Regions from separate parts of the Mus musculus genome. Here region 1 is linked to region 2. A link is a loop called in an ENCODE intact Hi-C map of the cell type or tissue named here. Cell type or tissue: heart. All regions are shown on one strand. Each heading gives the region's core, and the rest is flanking DNA. Links, peaks and the distances in the headings are about the cores only. Region 1 overlaps Gpd2 (glycerol phosphate dehydrogenase 2, mitochondrial). Region 2 holds the start of LOC105244150.

What was found. A loop is a pair of places that touch in the nucleus more often than their neighbours do. Peaks named below come from ENCODE experiments on the same cell type or tissue, not always from the same donor. Only the 100,000 strongest peaks of a DNase experiment are listed, where the experiment ranks them.
Region 1: a loop joins it to region 2, with 2.1 times the contacts of the local background. A loop is called at or near these places in 3 of 42 quality-filtered maps.

The regions. Positions count from the first base shown.
Region 1 is chr2:57,294,261-57,302,260 of GRCm38, reverse strand. The region is part of intron 3 of Gpd2 (glycerol phosphate dehydrogenase 2, mitochondrial); the gene reads right to left. Among named protein-coding and RNA genes, the nearest start is that of Gpd2, 60 kb to the right of the region's middle. In heart, for the core only: no CTCF peak of the experiment used is centred there; DNase peaks (open chromatin) are centred at 580 and 4,860.
Region 2 is chr2:57,116,360-57,132,523 of GRCm38, reverse strand. LOC105244150 reads left to right here and starts at 7,830. Exons shown (of 3, transcript XM_017319363.1): 1 at 7,830-7,916; 2 at 8,210-8,416; 3 at 8,518-9,190. The coding sequence starts at 7,830. The coding sequence ends at 8,994. BB557941 (expressed sequence BB557941) reads left to right here. Exons shown (of 3, transcript NR_040356.1): 2 at 3,444-3,541; 3 at 4,147-5,047. It also overlaps a transcript of Nr4a2 not described here. In heart, for the core only: a CTCF peak has its summit at 8,221; DNase peaks (open chromatin) are centred at 7,913, 8,333 and 8,823; H3K4me3 peaks cover 2,648 bases; H3K27ac peaks cover 2,212 bases.

The sequences.
Region 1 (8,000 bases), core at 1-8,000, 170 kb before region 2:
TCTTACTCCACATTAGAACCTGAATTCAGGGCAGAAACCCGGACTGCATATCCTCAAAATAACATTTGCCGACCTCTTCCACACACGCCACCACCTCTACTTAGTAAATCCTACAGAGATCTTTTGGTATTCTAAATTAGTCCCTTTTTTTTTCTGCAGCTGAAGATCAGACGAGGGAGTTGACTTTCAGATGGTATTTAGGAGCCACATTATTTAAAATATGCCTCTCTTTAAACCCTAGCATCACAGTTACTGCATCAGGTTGCCTGTAGCAGGAAAGGAAGGAAAGTGAAGCTGAGAGGACAAGACCCTCAGCTTCCTATTTGGGTAACCCCAAAAGCCCTCGAGGCTGTGATCTCAGACCTCCCAGACAGCCCTCACTGAGGGTGTACTGTGTGCAGTGCCCCATCCCCAGCAGGAGAGCAGAGTAACTCAGTAAGCCCATGCCTCCCCTCACCTCAGTCCCCCCCCCCCCCATGCAAGCACTTGCTCCAGTGAAGCAAACTATCATGTGGTCTCTGTAGAAACCAAGAGGCCCCAAGTGACAGGTCATCAGGCCTTAGTCCAACAGCTAGGGAAACTGCCCCTGCCAGCACCACGTGAGTCACAAAGAAACACTGCCAGTGTACACACAGAGCCACAGACCCAAGAAGGCTCACTCACCGTGCCTCCTAAATATCCCAAATGAGATGAAGGGATTCTTATGGGTATTTTTGTTTAACCACTTAAAACTGGGAGGGGTGTTATTGGTAACAAAAATTCCTGTGTGAAGAACAGTGAAGACCATTGTGGGGGGAGGGGGCAGGCAGGTCTTTTCCATATTTTACTTACTTTATTTTATGTGTATTTGTGTGTGTCCCTGGGTGTATGTATGTGCACCACATGTGTGCAATAACAAAAGAAGTCATACATGCACCCAGAAACACACACAAATATGCGCAATAACAGAAGCGGTCATACATACACCCAGAAACACACACAAATATGCATAAAACATCCAAAATACCCCTGTAGTTATGGGTGGTCGTGAACCATGATGTGGGTGCCAAGAACAGAACCTGAGCAGTCTGCATTCTTAACTGCTGGGCCATCTCTTTGGCAGCCCGATTTAGTTTTTAATCACTTCTGGAGAAGCAGCCTTCAGCAAAAGCTGAGTTCATAGAGTCTTGCTCAAGAGGAATGGCTGAGGAGGTAGGTAAGCTTAGGCAAGCTTAAGGAGACAAGCTGAACTTACTAACCTCACCTGTAATCCCAGTCCTAGGATGCTAGGATGCTAGGGTGCTAGGGTGCTAGGGTGCTAGGGTGCTAGGGTGCTAGGGTGCTAGGGTGCTAGGGTGCTAGGGTGCAGAGGCTGGGGAACTGTTCATTTCCACACTATCCCAAGACTGTGGAGCCATAGAAGATGAGAGAGAAGGAGAAAGATGAAGGGGAGGGGAAGAAAGGAAGGATGGAGGGAGGGTGGGTGGCTGGCAAAGGATTGGAAGTTTCCAGCCTTGTCGCAGGCTGCTTGTCACTGAGGGGCTGGAGAGAAAGCAGGGTATGTGTGATTGTCCTGCGAGGAAGTGACCAGGAGCTTTTTTTTCACCCACACTGGGGTTTTTGAATCGTGTTCTGAAGGCCACCGTTGGCCACAGCAGCAATCACAGGATAGCCTCAAAAGGGAATGCCCCTAAGAACACAGTTCACATCTAAGACCAGTTTCAGTGAAGCTGCTTCGTTACATTAATAAGCATGAGGCCTGCAAGTCCAGTCCTCCTCGATCCTGTCCTGGGTGCCCATTTCCAGGAACCAGGGCTTGCCTGGGCAACTTTTTTTAAAGCAATTTTTAATCTTATTTTTTCCTTAGAAGTTCTGAGAGATTGTTTGGAGAGACACTGCTTATGTCTCCTGACAAGGGTATCACTGAAGTGTTTAAGCTGACAAAGCTGATGAAGGTTCTATAAAGTTTTCTCTGAGGGAAGGCAGAGGGATGGAGCTAGGGGATTGCTACTAGCAGACCTGAGGCTCACAGTGTTGCCAAGGCAATGAGGAACCTGGCCTCAGGAGGCAGCTCTAGCAGGGGTCTCAGGGACCCTTGCTGTCAGGGTAGATGTTTCTTTCCCTAACTCTGTGTGCTGTTACAAGAATCAGCAAGCCACGGCAGGCGGGTATTCTAGGATATATTTAAGGCTCTTTTTTTTTTTTTTTTTTTTTTTTTTTTGGTTTTTTGAGACAGGGTTTCTCTGTGTAGCCCTGGCTGTCCTGGAACTCACTTTGTAGACCAGGCTGGCCTTGAACTCAGAGATCCCCCTGCCTCTGCCTCCTGAGTGCTGGGATTAAAGGCCCACGCCCAGCTAGGTCAAGCTCTTTACGCCGCTTTTATCCGGCCATGACTTTTTTTAACAAGTTATTTGTATGTATTTACATGAAAAACCATTGTAAGTAACAATGGAATTTAAAATAAGCCACTCAGCTACACCAAGCCCTCCTCTGCTACTGTTATCTTGTCGAATTTCTGAAAAAGAGATGTGATTACTTTTCCCAAAGCAGACAACAAACGTAGTCTCCAAAATGACTACTAAGTCAGTATATTAAAACCAACATGTCAACTAAAAGTTGTTTAAACTACTTAAGAAAGAAAAAAATCAGAACCTTGACTCCCACGTATCTAGTGTTCTGAAATTCTCAATTTTGCAGGATGGGAATAAAGAAAAGAAGTAACACAAAGTCAAAGCATGACCAGAAGCCACAGCTGATTGTGTGACATTCATTGATTACTTAACTAAAATGTTTATGGTGCGTGTATGCGGGGTGCATGCCTGTGTGGGAGTGGTCCTGCGTGGGTGTGCGGGTGTATGCATGAGTGTGTGCGGGTGTGCTTGTGTGTTGATTTGTAGGGGTAAGACCTCACTATGTATGTTAGGCTTCTCTGTAACTAGTCCTGTGTGGCCCTCTGTGTAGCAGGAAACACTCCCTGAACCGGCCTCCAAGGCTGGGTATTATGTGTTCTCAACACTGGACTCCAACTTGCTTTTTCATTTATTTTCTGGTTGTTTGTTTGTTTGTTTGTTTGTTTGTTTTTAAGTCTAATGTTTCCCTTATCAGAGATTTTAAATTAAAAGCTTCGACTTCTCACTTAAGGATAAGTTAGGAGAGGTGAGAGCGGGACCTCTTTATCTTAATGGAATAACTAAGTGGCATTTTTGATGCGGCATTCAACCCTTGCGCTTTGCATTCTTACATAAGACAGGTATGATGAAATCAAAAGCATGCGTTTGAGATGCCGAGAGCTGAGAAGGCTGGGAACGAATGACTGTCCTTCAGAGAAGAAAGACGAATCTCCACATCCTAGACCAGTAATTAGGTTCAAGGATTTTATTTTTATATTTATTTATTTATTTTATGTGTATGAGCATTTTGCCTGCATGTGTGTATATACAACATATGTGTGCTGGATGCCATGGAGGAGGAGGAGATACTGTCAGATTCCGGGAAGTCACAGGTGGTTGGGAGCTGCCATGCGGGTTCCAAGAATAAAACTCGGGTCCTCTTGAAGAACGGCCAGTGCTCTTGGCCACTGAGCCTTCTCTCCAGTCCCCAGTTCAAGGTTTTTTAAGAAGGTGTTTAGTTCTCTCGCTTCCCCCCCCCCCTTACTTTTTGTTAGGCTATTTATTCATGTATTTAATAACGCAAAGCAATAAACCCTACCACTGTTGAGAATCAAAACAAGACCAACTGCTAGCATCTTTCTATCTGAGGGGTTTTATTAGTAGTATTATAAATGTTTAAGGGTGGTTTCAGGAATTCCACAGCAGCGATACAATTTTGAGTGAAGTCTCAGGCAGAAAGGTGATTTGTAAAGAATCTGGTCAATGCAAAAATCTACCTTCCATTCATCCTCACCCATCGGTCAGCACACTGAGCGAAAGCATACCTTCCAGGCAGGGTGAGGGCGAGCACGAAACCCAGCTCCTCTGGACTAAGTGATGCTGTCTAGCTATCTCCAACTAAATCAACTCATGGACCAAGACAGCTGGATGCACACAAGGGAATACTTACAAACTTAAGGGAGAAATGGTATGACATTTAACTCTCACAACATGGAATAGAACAGAAGTATATTTTAATACCTTCTACCGATTATCTTACTATGCACGAAAATAAGCTCCATATAATAAATGCAGAGATGCAAAGAGAACAAAATAATACCCGCCTGTAATTACAGCACTCAGAGATAACCGCCATTGACATCTGGGTGTTTAAACGTTCACATTTTTCCATGCCCGTCTACAACCTGTATGTGTGCACATGTACAGGTTTGCAAAGATTCGATTTAACACTGCTTATTGTAAACATTTTGTACATCAATAAATATGGTATATAATTTTATTTTAAAAGCATTTGAAAGTATTACATTAAACGTTTGCTACGACTTATTTATTCAGTTCCTTATTTTGAACATCTGGCTTAGTTTCTTTTTTCACTCTTACAGATTGAGCTGCAAGATTGTACTTTCCTCTAAATTCCCTGTATCTGCAATCATGTCACTAGGATAGATTTTTAGAAATACAATTGCTAAGGTTTGCTAAATGGAAAGCAGAAGTCATTGCTATGAAATAATCAGAGACACCAAGACCATGACACACAAGTCAAAAAGTTAAGGTCCCTTGTGCCTTAGTACTGTAATAAGCACAAGCACTCAATGTGAATGCTGCATGAGAAAAGATGAAACTGTACACAAAGATGGGACCCTCGTTCATTAGAAACCCGCGGGCACTTGTTTGGGTTTCCAAGAACTACTGCCATTACTAATAAAGAAGACTACACCAAGGCCCAGTGTTCTCATGAAGAACTCTCCAGGACAAGACCCATGTGATGCTGCCCAGCAGCCAAGACGAGCCAAGGTGAGGATCCAACACTTTGCCTGGCACTGTCTGACAGGGAATGTTAGCTTTGTTTTGGCATGTAAAATATTACATACTGGTTATTTTAATGCCTCTGTCTATCCTCATATTAGGAAATGGATAATATATAACAAATATATAACTGTAGAGTGTGTGTGTATGTGTGTGTGTGTGTGTGTGTGTGTGTGTGTGTGTGTATCATTAACACATTTATGTTAGATATACATACAATACAATATTAAGGCTATAAAATGGTCTTTAAAAGTTAATACCATAGTTTCAAGAAATGAGAGGTGCTGCTATCATTCCCTCCTTTCACCTCGTTACTATAAAAATAGCCAGTGTCAAGTGGGGGTGAGGGGGTTATCAGTAGACAAAACAACAGAAACAACACGATAGTCAATGGAACCTGAGGTTAATTATATAGAATGTTTTGTATGTGTTGCCATATTCTTGCAGTGCTTAAGAGTCTATAGTCTGTAAATATTTGTACATATATATATACATATATATCCTGATATTTTGTTATCAGGTTACTGCTATAAATAAAATTCTGGGAGTCAGGAAAGTATGTTAGGAAGTAAAAGTATAAATCATACAACCCAAGGTTGATCCCTAGAATCCACATAAAAAGCTAAATGTGATGATAAAAACTTGTAGCCTCAGCCTTCGTACTACGGCCACACATTCACACACACGTACACACAGAGACACGAATGCACACATACATACACACATACATGCTTATAAATAACAAAAATTTAGTTGATGTGACACTGCACAGCCACCTGTAAACAACTCCTTTCTTTATTCAAACAAAATTATTTTAAAAAGATGTGGTTGATTCAAAATTAAGATAAACACTCATGGACCAGTAATGCAGCAGACTGTTTAAATGTATCTATCTCGGTGGGCTCAGAAGCTGGGACTGTTTCTGAAGGGTGCGGACTATCCCTATCCACTGTGGGTAAAACAAAGAACTCAGCCTTTGAGAGCTGAGACGGAAGAAAGGGTCTCTACTTTGTACAGGAAATTGGCAAGCTACTCCTGACCACTGTGTAGGGCTGGGGATTATCTGCTGGGTCACAGCCGGACACTCAGACCACACCACCAGATAAATACAGTCCAGACCACACCATCAGAGCCAAGGCTTCAGCTGGCTCCACAGATGCTCAAGATCAGCACAAGGCAGAAGACGGTGATAGGCAAAGTCCCAGATGGATCTTAAAGACAGTAGCAACTCAATCTAGACACAGATCAAAACAGAAAACTCAGAATTTCCTGATAGATTCAGAGGAAAGGAGAAATCATTTGCGATAGCTATGAGCCCTTTGGGGACCCCACCAGCTCCAGTGGATAGTCCTGCCCAATGGTCACACAAGAAGTCCTGATTAAATAAAATGGGCCATAAAACAAAAACTATGAAACTGGCAAAGAATGGATGAGTCAGGAGGAAGAAAGGTTGATAATGGTAAGAGACAAGAGCAGACAAGAGGAAACAGCAACCATACTGCACTATACACATGTATTAAGTTGTCAGAGAACTAAATTTGTTAATAGTTTAAAAAAAAAAAAAAAAAAAACAAAGTCAACCTAATATGATGGACAGAAGGGGGGTCGGGAAGATAAGCAGAATGGAAAGGTGAAATGAAGCCAGAGTGATGGTTCTACAGTTAAGGGCACTTACTGCTGTTCTAGGGGACCCAGGTTCGATTCCCAGCACCCACACGGCAACTAACTAGTATCTAATTCCACCCTCTTCTGACCTTTGCAGGAAAAATACCCATACACATAGAATAAACCATTGGTATATAAAATGTCTAAAGGTTAAGTAAATAAATAGGTAGAACCTAGTTAAATAGATAACTGTTTATGAGAGACAAAGCAAATTTTGAAAATATCTGAAATTTAAACTAGACGTGGCTGTGCATGCCTCTAATTCCAGATGCAGGAAGTGGAGGCAGGAGGATCAGAAATTCTGCTACCTAGCTAACTCGCAGTCAGTCTGGACTATATGAACCCCTAACACCAACAATTTGAAGTTTTGCCTGCCTGACCCCTGACAAAAGAAATTGCTCCATTAAAATGTGTAAAAGGGGGCTGGTGAGATGGCTCAGTGGGTAAGAGCACCCGACTGCTCTTCCAAAGGTCCAGAGTTCAAATCCCAGCAACCACATGGTGGCTCACAACCATCTGTAACAAGATCTGATGCCATCTTCTGGAGTGTCTGAAGACAGCTACAGTGTACTTATATATAATAAATAAATCTTTTAAAAAAAATGTATAAAAAAATTTAAAAAAAAATGTGTAAAAGGGCAGGTTTAGGGTCTCACACCTTTAATCCCAGCACTCAGAAGACAGAAGGAGGCAGAGTCCTAGGACAGTCTGGAGTACAGAGAAAGGAAAGGGAGGGAGAGAGAGGGGGAGGGAGGGAGGGAGGGAGGGAGGGAGGGAGGGAGGGAGGGAGGGAGGGAGGGAGGGGAACAAAAACAACTGAAAGTTAGATTTCCAAAATGGTCAGAGATTTGCAGCATCACACCATTTCCAAAGTCTAGCAAGCAGTGAGCTAGCTTTCTGCAGTTTCACACCTTGAAATGCAGCTTCCCCCACTCTTCCAATTTAATTTCTATTGCTGTAATTAAAAAGAAAGAAAGAAAGAAAGAAAGAAAGAAAGAAAGAAAGAAAGAAAGAAAGAAAAAACTTGACCAAAACCAACTTACAGGAGCAAGGGGTTTATTTCATTTTATACTAAGGAGAGAACTCAGAGCAGAAGCCACCGCAGCAGAAGACTGGTTTGCTCGGCCACCTTTTTTATACAGCAGAGACCCACCTACCTAAGGGATGGGACCACCCATAGTGTACTGGGCCCTCCACATACAAGTTCATAGACCAGTCTGCTGGAGGCAATTCCTTGATTGAGGTTCCCTCTTCCCAGGTGATGATTTAAGCCAAATTGACAAAAACCAACCACACAACCCACTCTCAGAAACAGAGGGGAGGGATACTAAGGCATGTAATATAGGTCTACAATCCCCAGGATGAGCCATGTTCAAGGTTCTCACTCTTTCGAATTTTTTTTTAATAACAACGCATAAACCTTTGTTTATGGAAACAACA
Region 2 (16,164 bases), core at 3,466-11,465:
TTCTATGTACTACTATATGTAATCTAGCCTTGAACTCGGAGCAATCTTCTGTCTCAGCTGTCCAAATGCTAGGATTAGAGGCATGCACAATTATACTCAGCTTCAAGGACAAATAGTTATAGTCTCAAAGATAATTTCTATAAAGGGGAGCTGGGCATTGTGATGCAGACCTTTAATCCCAGCACTAGAGAGGCAGAGCCAAGTGAATCTCTTCAGTTCGAGACCAGCCTGTTCTACATAATAAGTTCAAGGTTATCTGGAGAGAGAGAGAGAGAGAGAGAGAGAGAGAGAGAGAGAGAGAGAGAGAGAGAGAGAGAGAGAGAGGTTTCCCTACATATAACACAGTCTGTACGAGTCTATACTAAATGGGAATAACTGGATAGATTTTTGTGCAGACGTTCTCCGCCTCCCACCCCACTCATCCTTCTGTTTCTGAGCCTTCCCAGATTCATACAGGTCTGTAAGGAACAGCATCCATTACTGTAACCTTTTCAAGTGACAGCACTTTCTTCCTACACAAGATACTGAAACCACAGAATTATTAAGGAGTGTGAATGTGTGTGTACATGCATGTGCTTGTACAACGTGGGGAGAGTTTTATTTTTCCTGTATGTACTTAACCCAGTTCTTTAAGGATCTGGGTTTATTTATTGTTCAACCCAGTGATTTGTTTCAGGTTATTAAAAAATATTATGCAATTACAGATGTTGTACCTATATGGGAAATAATCAGCCATGCATATCAAATAAAATACAGGGAATAGAAAGAAGATATTTTGTTTGATGCAGAGAAAAAAGTTAAGCAAGTTTAAATAAGAATTATTACACTTTATAATATACTATCATGCTTATAAAACATAGAATACTACTATATGATGACTTAATGTACTTTATTCTTTTCATGATATGTATTTTAACTTAAAATGATTAGCTAGACTCCAATCTCCCAGCTATATACATGTATTCTCTCTCTCTCTCTCTCTCTCTCTCTCTCTTTCATTTTTCAAGATAGGCTCTCACTATGTAGCTCTGTCTGTCCTAGACCTCACTATGTAAACCAGCCTGGCTTCAAATTCATAAAGACCTCCCTGTCTCTGAGTCCAGCCTCTGACTTCAAGTGCTGAGATTAAAGGTATGTGCCACCACACCTGGCTAAATGTGCATCTTTCTGCCTCTCTGTCCATTAATTTATTAAATTATTCATTGACACGGTTAACAGATAACCACTGATGATGGCTAAACGAGCTGATGCTTAAAACTGCAAGATGATGGAGAGAACTCTCTTCTTCACAGAATCGAGGACTGTTAAAACAGTGTTTCACGAAGAAACAAATAGCCCTAAGTGGAGGTCAAACAGAGGCAACACTGGAGTACTCCACTTCTGAATATGGGAGTGGGAAGGCAGGGTGGCAGCGTGAGGCTAGCGGCAGGTGAATTCACAGAGGCCGTGTGCTCCAGCTAGGTCTTGACAGTTAAACAGTAATGGGATTCCATTGTACCCTGAGGATGGAGTTCATGAGATTCCAATGCCTAGAGCATGGGCCATTTTAGGGGACCATGGTTAGCTGATGGAGGATGGAGGTGATGCCATTGAAGCATCCAAGATGTCAGAGATAGGGAGCAAAGCTGTTATATGTCACCTGGTCAGCTTTGACTCTTCAGTTTTCTTGTGGTAGTAGAAGGGTTTGTTATCCATGTAGTAAGAACATTCCCATCCACGTTAAAATTTTCACCTAAATTAGGAACTTACATTGGCTTTAGAACTGGCACGTGTGATCATGTGAATTCTCCCTTCCCTTGCTTAGCAGCAGTAAGCCAAATAAATAAATAGTACATGTGTGCATTGATTTTGTCTAACAGGTAAGTTCTGTGCTTACCATGACTGAAGTACGTAGGGGAATAAGTTAGGTGTATTTATCAGAGATCATCATAGTTAAACAACAGAAACTCACTTCATTTGAAAGACAACAAACTGACTCTTATAACATGTCTAGTGATTCACCTGTATTGTCAGGAACAGCTTGATCCAGCTTTAAAGGGGTTTAATATTCTGACCTCCTCTTCCTCTCTTGTCTACCATTCCCGTGTTGAAGATATGTCAATTTACCCTCTCCCATGTTGAAGTGTAGAGAACAGAACGTGATATCTCTCTCTCTCATGGTTCCTGCATGGTTTAACTTGTCGATTTGGCTATCAAGTCTGGCCAGTTGGGAAATGGATAAGCGTTACCTTTGATTCAAATGAATTCGGCATGTGTAGCATTTGCATGATGGTGCCTCACAGGACACACCTGGATGCTCGAATCATGAGATCATGGGACTCCTTTGCTAAGTCTACCCTGGGGCTCTTCTTTCATAATTACTCCTTTGAGTATCAGCTCTGAGTGACTTGTTTGTCCTTTAGGTAACCTGGATCCTTGTCAGTTTCATTTTGTACTTCTGTTTCGCCAGGGCCCTTTTTCTAGGTGCAGAGAAATCCTTTTCCCTGCTTAAAGTTTCTTTCTGGATGGTGATATATGTCTGTGTGTGTATGTGTGTGTGTGTGTGCTATATGAATGTATGTGTGTGTGATATGTATGTATAACATGTATGCCTATATGTATGTAATATATGATGTCAAGGAGATAAGTGTTGTATGTATGTGCGTTTGTGTGTAATGTGTACATGATATGTGTCTACAGTATTTGTGTAATGTGTGTTTATGGTGTGTGTGTGATATGTGTGTGATGTGTGTATGTGTGGTATGATGTGATACCAGAGTGATACATGTGCATGGATGTATGTGGTGTGTATGTGTGTGTTTATGATGTCAGGGGATGTGTGTGTGTGTGCAGTGTCAGAGAGATGTGTATGGGCATGCATGTGTGATATTGTGGGCATGTGGCATGAGCATGTGTGTGTGTGTGTGAGGAGAGAATTCATGTGTACAAATGTGTATTATTTGTTTTTCATTTTCATTAGCCATAAAAAGGTGTAGGGTTAGGTGTGGGGGTTCAGCCTTGTGCCACAGCTTATTCAGGAGAATGCCTGAGGCAGGAGGACCACAAGTTCAAGACCTGCTGAGCTACAGTGTTCCCAACCAGCTAGGAAACTTAATAAGACCTTGTCTCATAATAGAAAGTAACCCCCCCCAAAAAAAAACCAAACCAAACCAACCAACCAAACAAAAAACATCAAAAAACCTCCTTCCTTCTAAGAATTTAGAACTTTATAAAGCAAAGTTAGAAACCCTTACAGACCCTTTCTGTTTGCCTTGATCTTGCCACTTCTGTGACAACAGCCTCCTAGTTTCTTTCAGGAGCTGTGAAAAAGCAAAGAAGCAACAGCAGAAAATATGTAGAGAAGTAAAACACAGATATCCTCGAGAGTAGAACTACTTCTCTGGAGATATGTGATGCTTCAAACTACTAATCCAAAATTCTTGTGCTTTTTTTCTGTGTTTTAGGATCTGAGAAGCAGATCCCAATGCAGTGAGCATTGACAAATAAGCTGGAGAAGAGTGGGCCTTGTGGAAGATGTGTAACGTAAATTAAGCCTTGACAGGTATTACACGCCACCCTTTTCATTAGCATAAAATTTATGTCTGAGCCTTGGCTAAGGATTTACCAGGTTCTGACTAATGTTCAGTAAAGTTACACAATATTTTGTGTTTATAATTTTTAATTACGCTCTTGGCAAATTGATTTTTTTTAAGGTGTGTGAGTTTTCTTTCTGCTTCTCTCAAGACTAAGCCACTTAATTTAAAAAGCACATTTAAGATGCTAGCAAACTTCTGGCAAATGAAATTCAAGGACCAATTGGCTTTGCTGTGTATGACATCACCAGTGCTTCTCCATCGAAAATGAAGGAGGATTTGGGCTCCAACCAGGAAAAGTACAAAACTGCTGTTACAGTCAGTGCAAGGGGAACTAAACCCCTAAACTTCACTAGTCTCTGAAACATGGAATTGAAGAGGGAAGCCAGAAAGGATCCCTTTGTGGTTAGAAACAAGATGAACTCCTAAAAGGACTAAGGGAGTAGGCTGTGGCCCTGGAGTCCAGAGTCAGGGGTCACCAGTCATTTAGTTGTGGCATGAGGGAGGGGTGGAGAAGACTAAGGCTTTTCTCTTACTCCATTTTCTGTTCATGGTTCTGATTGGTCTAATGCAGGGGAAACCAGCCCAAAAGGAAGCTGTGGAAATGCAGCTCTGGCTATGCAAACCAGAGGAAGACTGCAAAGACATGCATGGCCTAGGATCATCCTGAAACCTCATGAAGACTTATTTTGGGGGCACAGGAGGCAGATGTTCATGATACATTGTTACATGAAAGAAGTTGTGTATACTATAAGCACATTTGGATAAAAATGTATGTACTTAGCAAAGTGAAAAGACAAATGATGTCTATCAAAGAGTAACAATGGTTATTTCTACATAGTGCATGATTATTGATTTCACTTAAGTATAACCCCCTTGTTTTTTTTTTTTTATGTGTTCATTTTCTACACTAAAGATTAATTTTGAAAAGGCGCTTAGGAGATGAGGGAATTACTGGCCCCAGAACCACCTGTACATACTTCCCAAAGCATTATTCTGGCAAAGCCGATGTTTCTGGTTCAGCCTCACGAAGGATTTCAAATATGGTTTGAAGTTGACAGTTTATTTATTTATACCATTAACACAGTTGATTGACTGCAGTGCTTCCCAACAATGAAAAACTTGGTGGATTAACCATTAAAATCTAGCCAATCTTATGAAAAAAGTCAATTACACATCTCTGCCAATATTTGGCACTGACGTTAGGTTTTGCAATTTTTCTGAATGTAGTCACCCTTATTTATTTACTTATTTTTGCAAACATTGCTCGTCCATTTGTTGATTGATCAAGCAACTGGTTTGGCTGTTTGAGACAGGCAGCTTCTGCTGGCTTCAGAGTCTCTGTGTAGCCAAGAATGACTTTGTACAGGAGCCTGGCCTGGAGGCCTCCACCTGCCACGTGTTGGGATTACAGGGTGTGCTACCACATCTGGCTGACTTGTCTTTTTAAATAAAGAAAGTTTGTACCTCTGTAATTCGGGTTGTCTCTTCTCTTTCATTTGGAATACTCAAAGTCTTTGTGGCTTATCTAGCTAACCTTCTATTTATCCATCTTACAGTTGCTAAGATTTGCTTATACTACAATGTCAGTGATTTTTTCATGTCAATCACCAAAACTGCACTGCACAGGATTTGGCAAATATTTGTGCTCATTGCTTTGAGATCTCAAGCTGGCAGGCACCTCTCTCTAAATACAGACCAGGATTAACTGAGCAATAAAGCAAGAGTGCACAGTAGCTCCTCTTATAAATTCTTCAACACCGCTATTGTAGAAGAAACCACTGACGGATTTAATCTTAGGTAGGCAGAAACTTTGGAAATAATGGGAGATACCAGAAAAACTGTGATAAGCTTTATGCTATCAGAGAAACCCAAATATTTATAAAACATTTCCTATTCTTCTGTTTCAAAGATTTCACTATTATTGTTTTTATTTTCAGGAAATTATTTGAGTGTTCCTACTGCTTCTAGAATGAAGTGGCTTTGTGTTACTCAGCTTCACCATTACCGTACATAACAAACTACCTAACCTGAACATCTTAGAAGAGGAAAATTTTATCTGAGCTCAAGGTTTTAAAGAGTTCAATCCATGGGGGAGATGCTGCCATTGCTTCTTGGCTTGAGATGAAACAGTATATCCTATTTGGGGAATGTGTGTGGCAGAAGCGGTTGCTTGTCTTATGGTACCCAGAGAGCAAAGATGGAGAAAAGAGGGGTCAGGATTAACTAGTGGTAAGGCAAGAGTGCATATTAATCACATTTTCATGGAAGATATAGTTCCTCAGGGCGGACATCCAAGGACCTACTCCTTTTATTAGGTCCTACCTCCTGTTGCATCACCTTTCAGTAGCCCACCAAACTATGAGCCAAGTAGTTGTGTCAGTACTGTCGTGATAATAATATCCCAAAGACACCACCCATGAACACAATGTATATCAGAGATGAAGCCTTCAGCACCCGAGCCTCTGGGGAACATTTCAGGTGCAAACCATAACACTAAGAAATTTGGGTATGTTTAATATTTACTCGGGCTGTGCTCATTTTCATTCTGCTAGAAGCTTAAGGACAACCCCAGTGAGATGGCTCAGAAGGTCAAGTTAACTTGCTGACAAGCCTGAGCACTGAAGCTGGATTCCCAGAATTCACCTGGAGAAGAACGATTCGTTCTAACCTCCATACTGCTGGCAGAGAAGACTCAGAGCCACCCCCACCCCCCGCCCCCTCCTATGATGAATGCACAAGACAAATTAATAAATGTAAACATTAAGAAAGGAAGAAGTGTAAGGACAGTGATGATGATTAGCAGAGATCACACTGAAAGTGAGAAGAAGCAAAAGCTTATCACTTTAAAACAGTGGCAGTGGCAACAGCAGAAGAAAGATGCGGCTTCCGGGCAGCACAAAGACTTTAAAACAGTCTTAAGGAAGAGATGAGGCGTTCGATAGGAAAGGAGGCAGAGATGCTTTTGAAACTGGAAAAAATATTGGTTAACTTTTAGTTGTGATCACACTTCAACAGTGTCTATGTGAAGCAAATGTTTTGGCTCCAAACCTGTCCTGTTTCTTTCTCTTTTATGTTCTTTCTTTCTCTCTTTCTCTCTCTCTTTCTTTCTTTCTTTCTTTCTTTCTTTCTTTCTTTCTTTCTTTCTTTCTTCCTTCCTTCCTTCCTTTCTTTTCCTTCCTTCCTTCCTTCCTTCCTTCCTTCCTTCCTTCCTTTCTCTCTCTCTCTCTCTCTCTCTCTCTCTCTCTCTCTCTTCCTTCCTTTCTCTCTCTCTCTCTCTCTCTCTCTCTCTTTCTTTCTTTCTTTCACCAACCTGAAGACAGGAGATGAGGCACATTCTTTTCGATTGTCTAGGAAGGTCAGTGAGAACACTGCTGAGGCGTTAGCTAGAGAATTTATTTCCTTTCCAGGGGAAAAAGAGATTGGGACAAAATAGGAGAAAATGGTCCGAGTATACTTTATAACGCATAATCTGCCCATTTCTCTCACGAGAAAGTGGTTTTGCAAGGGCCTGGGATAGCATCAGACGTGAACACAGCTACCAGCATGGAAAGGAAACAACGGTGGCCTTCATTCTCCTCTCTTAAATAACTGCAATGGTATATGCTCGGTTCCTTTCTTCAAGTGGTACTAATATATTTACTTTTGGGGAAAATGTACAAATAGAAAATGGTACGTAAGAGTCCAGCGAAGACATAATATTCAAACTTCCTGATCTTCCCACTTCCAGCCCAGTGATGGGTCACTATGCCAGTTTGCCTTGATTTCTGACTAAGAACTGTTTCTGTACCCCGTGTAATTCACTGGCCACGCCTCATCACTTCACCTTCCTGGTTAGATCTGCAAATTTTCTATGTATCAGCACCCCAGAGTGTAGAGTTCCTATGCCTGAGGCATTTGGCTCAGAGGAAACAGTGTCTTAGGGGCCAGAGAGATGACCACAAGAGTTGGCTACTCAGAATCAAAACCGCAGAAGAGAGACACCCAAAAGTTATCAAGTAACTTCCACGACAGCGCCCATGGCAGGTGAGCGCATTTGCACACACATGTGAACATGCAATCAATATTAATGCAAAATGAATACAGTCTCAATCGACTGATAATTGATAATTCCAGCAGAGTAGCTGATCTTCATTCATCTACGGGAACCTTGATGAATAAGACACGCGTCAGGGAGTGTTGTGACAGAAACGCCTGAAGATGGAGATGGCAATGGAAGTCTGCAGAAATATTTACCTGCAGAGAAAGCCCCTTTAGATGGCAGCCTTGACTGGACTTCCAACGGCCAAAGGACCAGACTTGGAAGATCACAACAGGTTGCGCCATCCTGAAGGCCACAAAGATGTAAAGAAAGGACAGTGGGGCTGAGATGGTGAGTCCTGGAACCCAGGCCTCGCTGCTTCTTCTGGACCCTCGGGGGGCACAGTGGCTTAAAAGTAGCTCGGGCAGACATTTAAGACGCCAAGTTCTTCTTTATTTGGGGGTTTTCACTGACAATTTCCTATCCCCAAAGTACACTGGACTTTGTAGTGGAGAGGGAGTTGGGGTGGAGAAGCGTCGAAACGTTTAAAATCAACTTGGTTGGAACTTGCAGAGGAGTTGAGCCAGGGGTGTCCCGGTTGGCGCTCTGCGGCTAGAGGGTGGGGCAGCCCCTCCATCGGGCGGGGAGCGCGGAGGGCTGGGCCTGCGGCCTGGCGGCAGGGCGCGGTGGGTCATTGTTTCCGCGGCCGCTCCTCCCGCCAGGCCGGCGTCACTGGCAGGGCGCCCGGGCGGGCGGCGGGTTATTTATAGCGCCGGCTGCACGCGTCACGGAGCCCGGCCGGGCTGACGGGGCCGCTGACGCGCTTGGCCGCGGGGCCGAGGGCGCGGGGTGCGCGCGGGCGGCGACAATGAACCGGAGCGCGCGCCTCCGGGGCCTCCGCGGGCCGCTCGGCAGCCCCCCGCCCTCGGCCCCGCGCCCCCCGCGGGGGTGGCGGGCCTCAGCCACGGCCTCCGCCCCGGGGCTCAGCTCGGCGGTCCGCTCTCCCTGCCGCGCGCCCGGACTGCAGGACGAGCTGGAGCTGGGCTGCTCGACCACTCCGCGCCCGGGGACTCGGCGACCTGGGGCCGGGAGCGCTGGGCAGGTAACGTGTATTGGACCGGGCTGGGGGCTCCGGGAGGCCCGGGGGCGGCCCTTCCCCGACTTCTGTCCCCGCGGTGGCCCGCGCCGGGGCAGGAAGCCGAAGTGGGTGTGGAGCGCCAGAGCGGGAGAGAAACTTCAATGAGACCAGTCCAGAGAGGCCGGCGCGACACGGGCACCCTGTCGCCCTCCTCCCTAAACCCTCCCGGGCCACTCCTTCCCCGTGTTTCCCCGATCCGGAGGCCCTCCGACTCCCACCCTGGCTCTCCCGAGCCCCACTGTCGCCCTGGCAGGTACTTTTAGGGACTTGTTGGCCCCGGAGGCCAGCCTTGAGCCCGGTCCTTCCGGCTGCTCCGCAGCCCCTCGCACGTGGCAGGCAAGCAGGCTGCGGAGAACTTTGCTGCGTCTTCTAGGAAATTGCAATCGATTTGTAACGCACTTTCGCTAATTGGGAGTTCAGAATTAAACTTTAATAAAGCATTTGTGTTGTCTCCTCTAATTGTGAAGGCTTCCATTCGTCCTGGTAGATAGACTCTAAGTCTGGAGTTAATGGCGCTAAGCTAGATCTTCCCTCCCCCCCCCACCCCCCACCCCCCACCCAGTACAATTTCGTCAGCCGTCGTCGGCGCAGCTGGATTTCTGTAAGGTACAGATGTTGCTAATGGCAGCTTAAGCACGGATGGGCAGATAACATACGGAATGCAACATGTTGCCATATGGTTCCTTTAGCCTTTCACCTCTAGGGATATCAATCATATATATTCTGGGAGGAACCTAATGACTCTCTGAACAGCAAAATGAATTACCTGGTACAATTTATATCCCTTGACCTGATGCGTTATAACAACAGGAAGATAGCATCGCCCGATTGCTGTGGTATAAATTGAGTTACAGAGCTACATTTCAAATTCTATAATCAACTATTGGTAGTCTGAGGGACCCTATCACATCATTCTGGCAGTAAAAATCGGTTTCTGCATCTTCTTCCTCCACCCTCTTCCATCTATAGACATGCATAATTGATAAAGTTTAACAAAACTGATCTTGGAAATTGCCATTCTACCTACTAACAGGTGAGGTGTGGAGAGGTGGAAAACACAACTTCCGGAGTTAGTTAAACTTACGAGTTCTATAAGAACACTACACTTCAAAGCCAGAAAATTCAAGGACTCCTAGGATTTGTCTCAGTGTTATTCCTAAATCTTATTACATATATGAAATTCTCACGTTGAACCAACAAAATCGTACTTCAACTCTTAAGAAAACAGTTCTAAGAAACAATGAACTTAAAACTAACTAGAATTCTTTCTGCAAACCAGTTCCTGTACCCTACTCTTTCTCTGTGTCTTAATCCAAGCCTTGGTTGTGGATATAATGTGAATATAATAATTTTTTTCTTCTCAGGATGTCAGTATCAACACACCGAAGTCATCATTTAGATCCTACTGAATGGCTTAATAATACTTCACATTAGATTTTAAAACCTAGTGACTAATAAAATGTTGTAACTGCCTGTAAGCTTGGATTATAAACATGATTGTCTTTTTACTATACCTTGTATTTTTGATTCACAGATGCAGATCACAGTAAAAGACAAGGAATAACCTAAGATTACAAATTAAAGTATTATTCACACTTTAATTTCACGTCTACTTTTACTTATGAAGGGATATCATAAAGCTAGAAACATAATATATAGGGTTTAGGGTTTTTTTTTTTTTTTTTTTTTGCATTCAACAAAATGTAAAATGTTCACGTGAACCGATAGACTAGACTACCAAAATATATAAAATAGACATGAACAGTCTAAAAATGTGTTTATTTTTAGTTTTATACATTTCAGAAAGTGATAACTAACATTTCAAAAGTTTATATATCATGTCCTTTCAGGATCATTTTGAAAGGCCAAGATGACACCCTCATCCCCTGGACACACACACCTTATAATGGCTGATGGTTTGTGAAGCAGTGATTGGGCTAGTTCAGACATTCTGTAATCCTATCTAACGCCGTTTGCCTATTTATATAGCAAAGACTCTTATACAGAACATCTTAGACTGTCTCCCTTCCGGCAAGAGTCTTTGCTGGGGTTGTTTTCCATAATCTTTGCTAGGTGAGGTTTTAGTTTGTTCTGTAGCACCAACACTCTATGAATTTAAACCCAGACCAGGGGTCAACTTGTCAATAATGACTCCATCTTCATGTCCTGTGAATTGACAGTGTCCCTTAATCAGTCACACAGAACCTGCCTTATAAAGCTGTTAGTGTCACGGGCAGACACTGCAACCTTTTGTCAAGCCCTGTGATTATTAAAGTGTTCTTCCTTCAGATCCAGGCCAAGAGGCCTCCTGGGCTTTGTCTCAGAGGTGAAGCAAACTCTCAAGCCCCACTCTTGTGCTGTCTGTCTGTCTGTCTGCAGTTGTCTGTCTCACGTGTACATTGAACTGATACTCTCGGGCACCTTTACAGATACACACTAGGCATGGTTTTGTCTACGTACACAGCCACAAACCTAAGAGCTTATGGCATCATTTCAACTTAAAGAGTTGATAGATGTATACTGTATTCCAAATCATGTCTCTGATTGCCAAGGGACCAGAACTGCCACTGCCCTGTCCACTAGGAAATGCCTTTCTGTTTTGCTTTTGAGTGGCCAAACTTAAACTTATCTTTTCAGAGTTGCCCTTCCATGTTGTTAATTGGAGAATTTGTTTAGTCGGGAAAACTTTTGAAAAAATATGCATGGGTTGGCCAAGAAAATATTTCTGTGTTTCTGATGGCACTAAGTAATTCTATTTCCATTTTCTTCTTACAGATACATTTGTGATCTTTAAGTTCTACTAAGTTTATGGTTTTCTCAAGGCAGCATGTGATCAGTTAGAAATAGGCATTAGGATTCTGGTAAAAACTCTCCATTCAGCTAAGTGGGGTTGAGTCATCAGGAAAGAGTGTGGACCCCATTGCACTTGAGTCTGTTTTCAAACTCAAAACCCTTGTTGTTGCATTGGAAGCTTGTTTCTCTCTTTTATGAGCATTTCATTAGAAAAGAAAGTGGCCCTGTGTCACATTACCCCAGTCAAGCAGGAAGTGGTCTCTCATCCTCTTCAGCATGCAGCTTTGTCTGTATATGGGTTGGTATGAGTGCCATACAGACACCATATAAAAATGGACTTGGGTTGCCCTGACTTTGACTGAAGATTGACAGGCGCTCTTTCTTTAATTAACCTTGTTCTTTTTCATGTTCTGTATTCAGATACTGAAATACAGTATTTTTATCCATTTATCAGATTGTGTTTGCATTTATTTAATTTATGTTTCTTTTTTAAAAGCGTGTAGCCTTGAGTGTTTGTTCTCCTTTTTTTCACATCGTTACTCTGTACTGCTTGATGTAACTTGATTAGCTCCCTCCCCAGTCATGATTGGTAATTAAAATAGGCATTAAAATTAGTCACTTAGCAATTTTGCTGTTCAATTGGCAATTAAATTACTTAATTGCAATTAAAGTCCTAATTTTAATTGGCAAAATGATAGATGTAGATTTAAGATAATATGTATAAATACTTTAATAAGTGTCTATATAAGGATTACATAATTACTCAACTTCAAGTTTATGCTGTTAACTTTAGAACTTTTAAGTGAGCAATGAAATTTATATTACATCTATTCAAAGGATATGGTAATTAGATTTATTTCTTATCACTATAAGGGTCCTTGCTATAAGTTACTTTTGTAGTGTTCAAATTGTAAGTTTGATAATTGAGAATTATGATGAAGAAAAGGGCATATATGTCTTTGTTGAATATATCAATACCTTATTTTCTTTTTCATTAAAATAAGAGGTTCTTTACCAATTAGCTTGAGAGTAAAAAATAAAATGTGGTTATTTTCTTATTAAAAGTAGAACAAAAACTGGCTGTCTGAGATTTACATAGAACTATTGGAAAACATATATATTTTCTGTGTTTAAAGAATATATTTTATCTGTTTAAAGAATTTTATCTAATACTGTTAGAATAACTAATGTCATTGGCTGTTGATAGAATTTCAGATGCCTTTTATAATAGCATATAACTTTGTTTTCAGAATTTTAAATGTGTTTTAATATCTCCAATGCTTACTGAAATGAGCAAATAAATTCTAAAACCAAAAGTATTCTTCTTTTTAATAAAAAAGAATTTTTTCATAAGAAAAATATTAAGTCATCTTTATAAAAGCAAGTATTAGGAGAGGGCCACTGTAAGCCAAGTATTAAGGAAAAAAAAAACCCAAAGATTTTTATTATGTAAAATAGTTTTTGAGTGGCATGAGGCTTTACCATATGTTCAGTTTTATGATTTTAATTTATAAGTAGAAGCTTCTAGAAAAAAGTGCTGTTTACTTCGGCACATCTTTACACATTTTCTAGAATTGAGTTCTGAATTAAAGTAAGACATTTAAAAAACCCATGGTCTTGGTGAAAAACAGGCTGGGTAAAACTGAATAAAAGCTGCCCGTATCTATGTGGATATCAGAGAAGCTGTTGACTTCTCCAAGTGTCCCGTAGGAAAGGGGCAGTTTGGTTGATTAATAGCCCATGATTGCAAATGAAATGGCAAAAGCAAAACAATAAAACATCTTTAATACTAATTTCTATCTTTAGAGAACCAGATGTTTTAAAGTGAAAATTCATTTTTTTTTCTGTCACTTCTGGAAGACTGCTTACCAAATAACAACAAAGACTGTGAATGTGGGTTTGTTCAAACATAATTTAAAACACATCTCACTTCAATGCTTATAAGTTCCAATACCTACACAGTAAAAAAAAATATATATATCTTGAAGTTGTCTCAACTCTTGCAACACGGCATAACAGGTATGTCCATTTCATTGTATTTGCATTGTGAGACCTCTGAATTCATTTGGGGAGAATTCTGAAATCAACCCCCCAGAGGCCTCTCCCCCATGCATTAAAATAGAAAATCCGATGGGATTACACTTATGTTTGCTCTCTAAATTATACCAAGAGCTCAGTTTTATTAAGTATAATCTGCTTAGCCATGCAAAAAATAAAATACATAGGTTTAGATGTGAGTTTATTTTCACTTATACTGATTTTTAATGGAAATATATTTTTATGTACAAGCAGATATGTATGGCTTAGTATGTGCTAGTATCATGAAAAGTAATATAACAGCATTACCTTCATCAATGTTTTTTAAGGTCTCATCATTATATTTATTAATAGCAATAACATAATTTACACAAGGGGGACCTACTATGCATAGCATTAATTCTTTGCTTCCATTATTTTAAATTATTAAGAAAATAGACCTTTATTAATGGGGAAACTTTACACATTTAAACGTGGCAATAATTTAAAGTTCTAACAGACTCTGAACCCTGAAAAAAACACTATTGTCATTTTAATTGAGTTATAAAATACTTTATTTGAAATATTTATGTGTAAGAATGCAGAAGAGTTGCAGCCATATAAATGTAGAATTTCAGTTTCTTTTAGCCTAAAGCATCGTTTTAACATTTTCTGAAAGGTTGTTCAATTCTACATTTTGATTCCATTATATGTGTAATTAAACCTCTATGCACAAAAGCATTCTCTTATGTACTAGCAAATATACCCACAGGAATTCTCTTCTCAACTATAATTTATTTAAACATGTAATCATAGGATTTTAAAACATGCTTTCATTTTTCCAAACTATATGCCAATTTGAACTGCTTTGAGATAAAATGAGAGATTTTATTACCATTTTGGTTTTTTTCCCTCTGTGACCTAACAGTGAGTTAAACACGGGCAGGAGGAAATAAAGAAAATCCATTGTAAACCTAATTCCATGTGTTAAACTGTTTCCCTTTTGGAGAATATAGAAAAAATAAAAGAGTTGTCGTTGTTTATGAATTCCAACACAATATGAACATTTGGGCCTGCAGACTTTTCTCCCGAGGCTTAGTTAGCCTAAGTAGTAAATAGCTAAGTGTGTGTGTGTGTGTGTGTGTGTGTGTGTGTGTGAAGCACGCGTGCTTGTGTGTTTGTGTGGGAGATTGTCTCTTGAACATTGTGGAGTCAGGCCCCCTACTGACAAGATCAGTCAATTGCAGACCTTGTCTTTGCTCCTGCAGCTTCGTCCCTTCCAATCAAGTGTGTGTGTGTGTGGGGGGGGGGGGGGGGCGGGGGAACGGGACAGCGGACTGAGGTTTTGATCATGGCCCTTTTAAACTTTCCGATGTGTGCACCTAGAGCACATGCCAGACTCCAACCGTAGAATAGTCCCAGCCAAGAATTACTTTAAATGAGTTTATGAATCTTTCCTCAGTCGTAGTAACATCCAGGGAAGCTGAACGCAAATTTGAAAAGAGGGAAAACTCACACTTGGATGAAAAAAAGTCTTCACTTCCTCTCATTTACATATTATAATTACCCTATTCTCACTTACTATTGTAGTAAACTGCTAAGACCTCTGCCTTTTGATCTTGGGTATAACAAGCCTTGAGCAAAGGCTTTTCTTATCAGGAAACCAAGCACTGGAGGTTGCTAAAGAAAAACCCTCGTTACTGTGCTTGCTCCTTGGTGTTCAGTATAAGAACTCCAGGCCCTCTTTCCTCACTCTAGGAGAGCATTTTTAAAATGTCCCCAGACTCAACTCAACCTAAACTGAATGTGTTTTTAATGACTCGGGGAGAGAAGCTTGCAGAGGGCAACATATCTACTTAGCCGCTTTTGTGTAGGGAGGTCTGTGGCTACGACCTTAAACTCCTGATACCCGCTCTCCTGGAACTGTATTAAAAAATAATAACTTCCACCCCAGTGTCGCTAAGCTTGGGTTTCCGACTGTCTGAAGATAGCTGCCGGGAACCTGGCCCACCGCGAGGATCAAGGAAAGCTCCTGGTGACCGCACCCTGCTCCCTCACGGAAGGGGAAGGGAACCCGGGAGGGCGCCTGTGAGCTGGAGTTGCTTCTATTTTGGGCCCAGCCTGGCCGGTGCGTCAATGCCTGCGCCCCTGCGTCACCGCCACCCCCACCCCTTCCTTCTCCATTGCTCTCCAAACTCTCACTTTTTCCCTTTCGTTCGCGTGGAATCGCTCCTGCCCACGGGGCGCTGACGCTGCCGAGCTCACACTAATAAGTTGTTCTTCACCCTGCCCCCCTCTTGCACCCCCACTTCCTGGATTTTTTTTTTTTTTTTTTTCCTCGCGCCCATTAGGGCACCGCTGAGCCGTAGCGGCAGCAGCTGGAGAGGCAGCCGCAACATCTGGGGGAAACTTAAGGTGGTCACGTAGGTTTCCCGGAGGCCGATGCACAGTGGAGCCCGCGGCTTGTCTGGGCAGCCGCAGGGCACCCGATGGCAACGCCTCTGCAGCCACAGGCTCGCTCAGCTTGGAGCTGGCAAAGGCGGAGGTGCAGGCTAGGAATGAGCAACCCCACAACCCCGAGAGTTCCGCGGTGTTCTCCCGGGGTGTTAGGATCACCGAGAGGG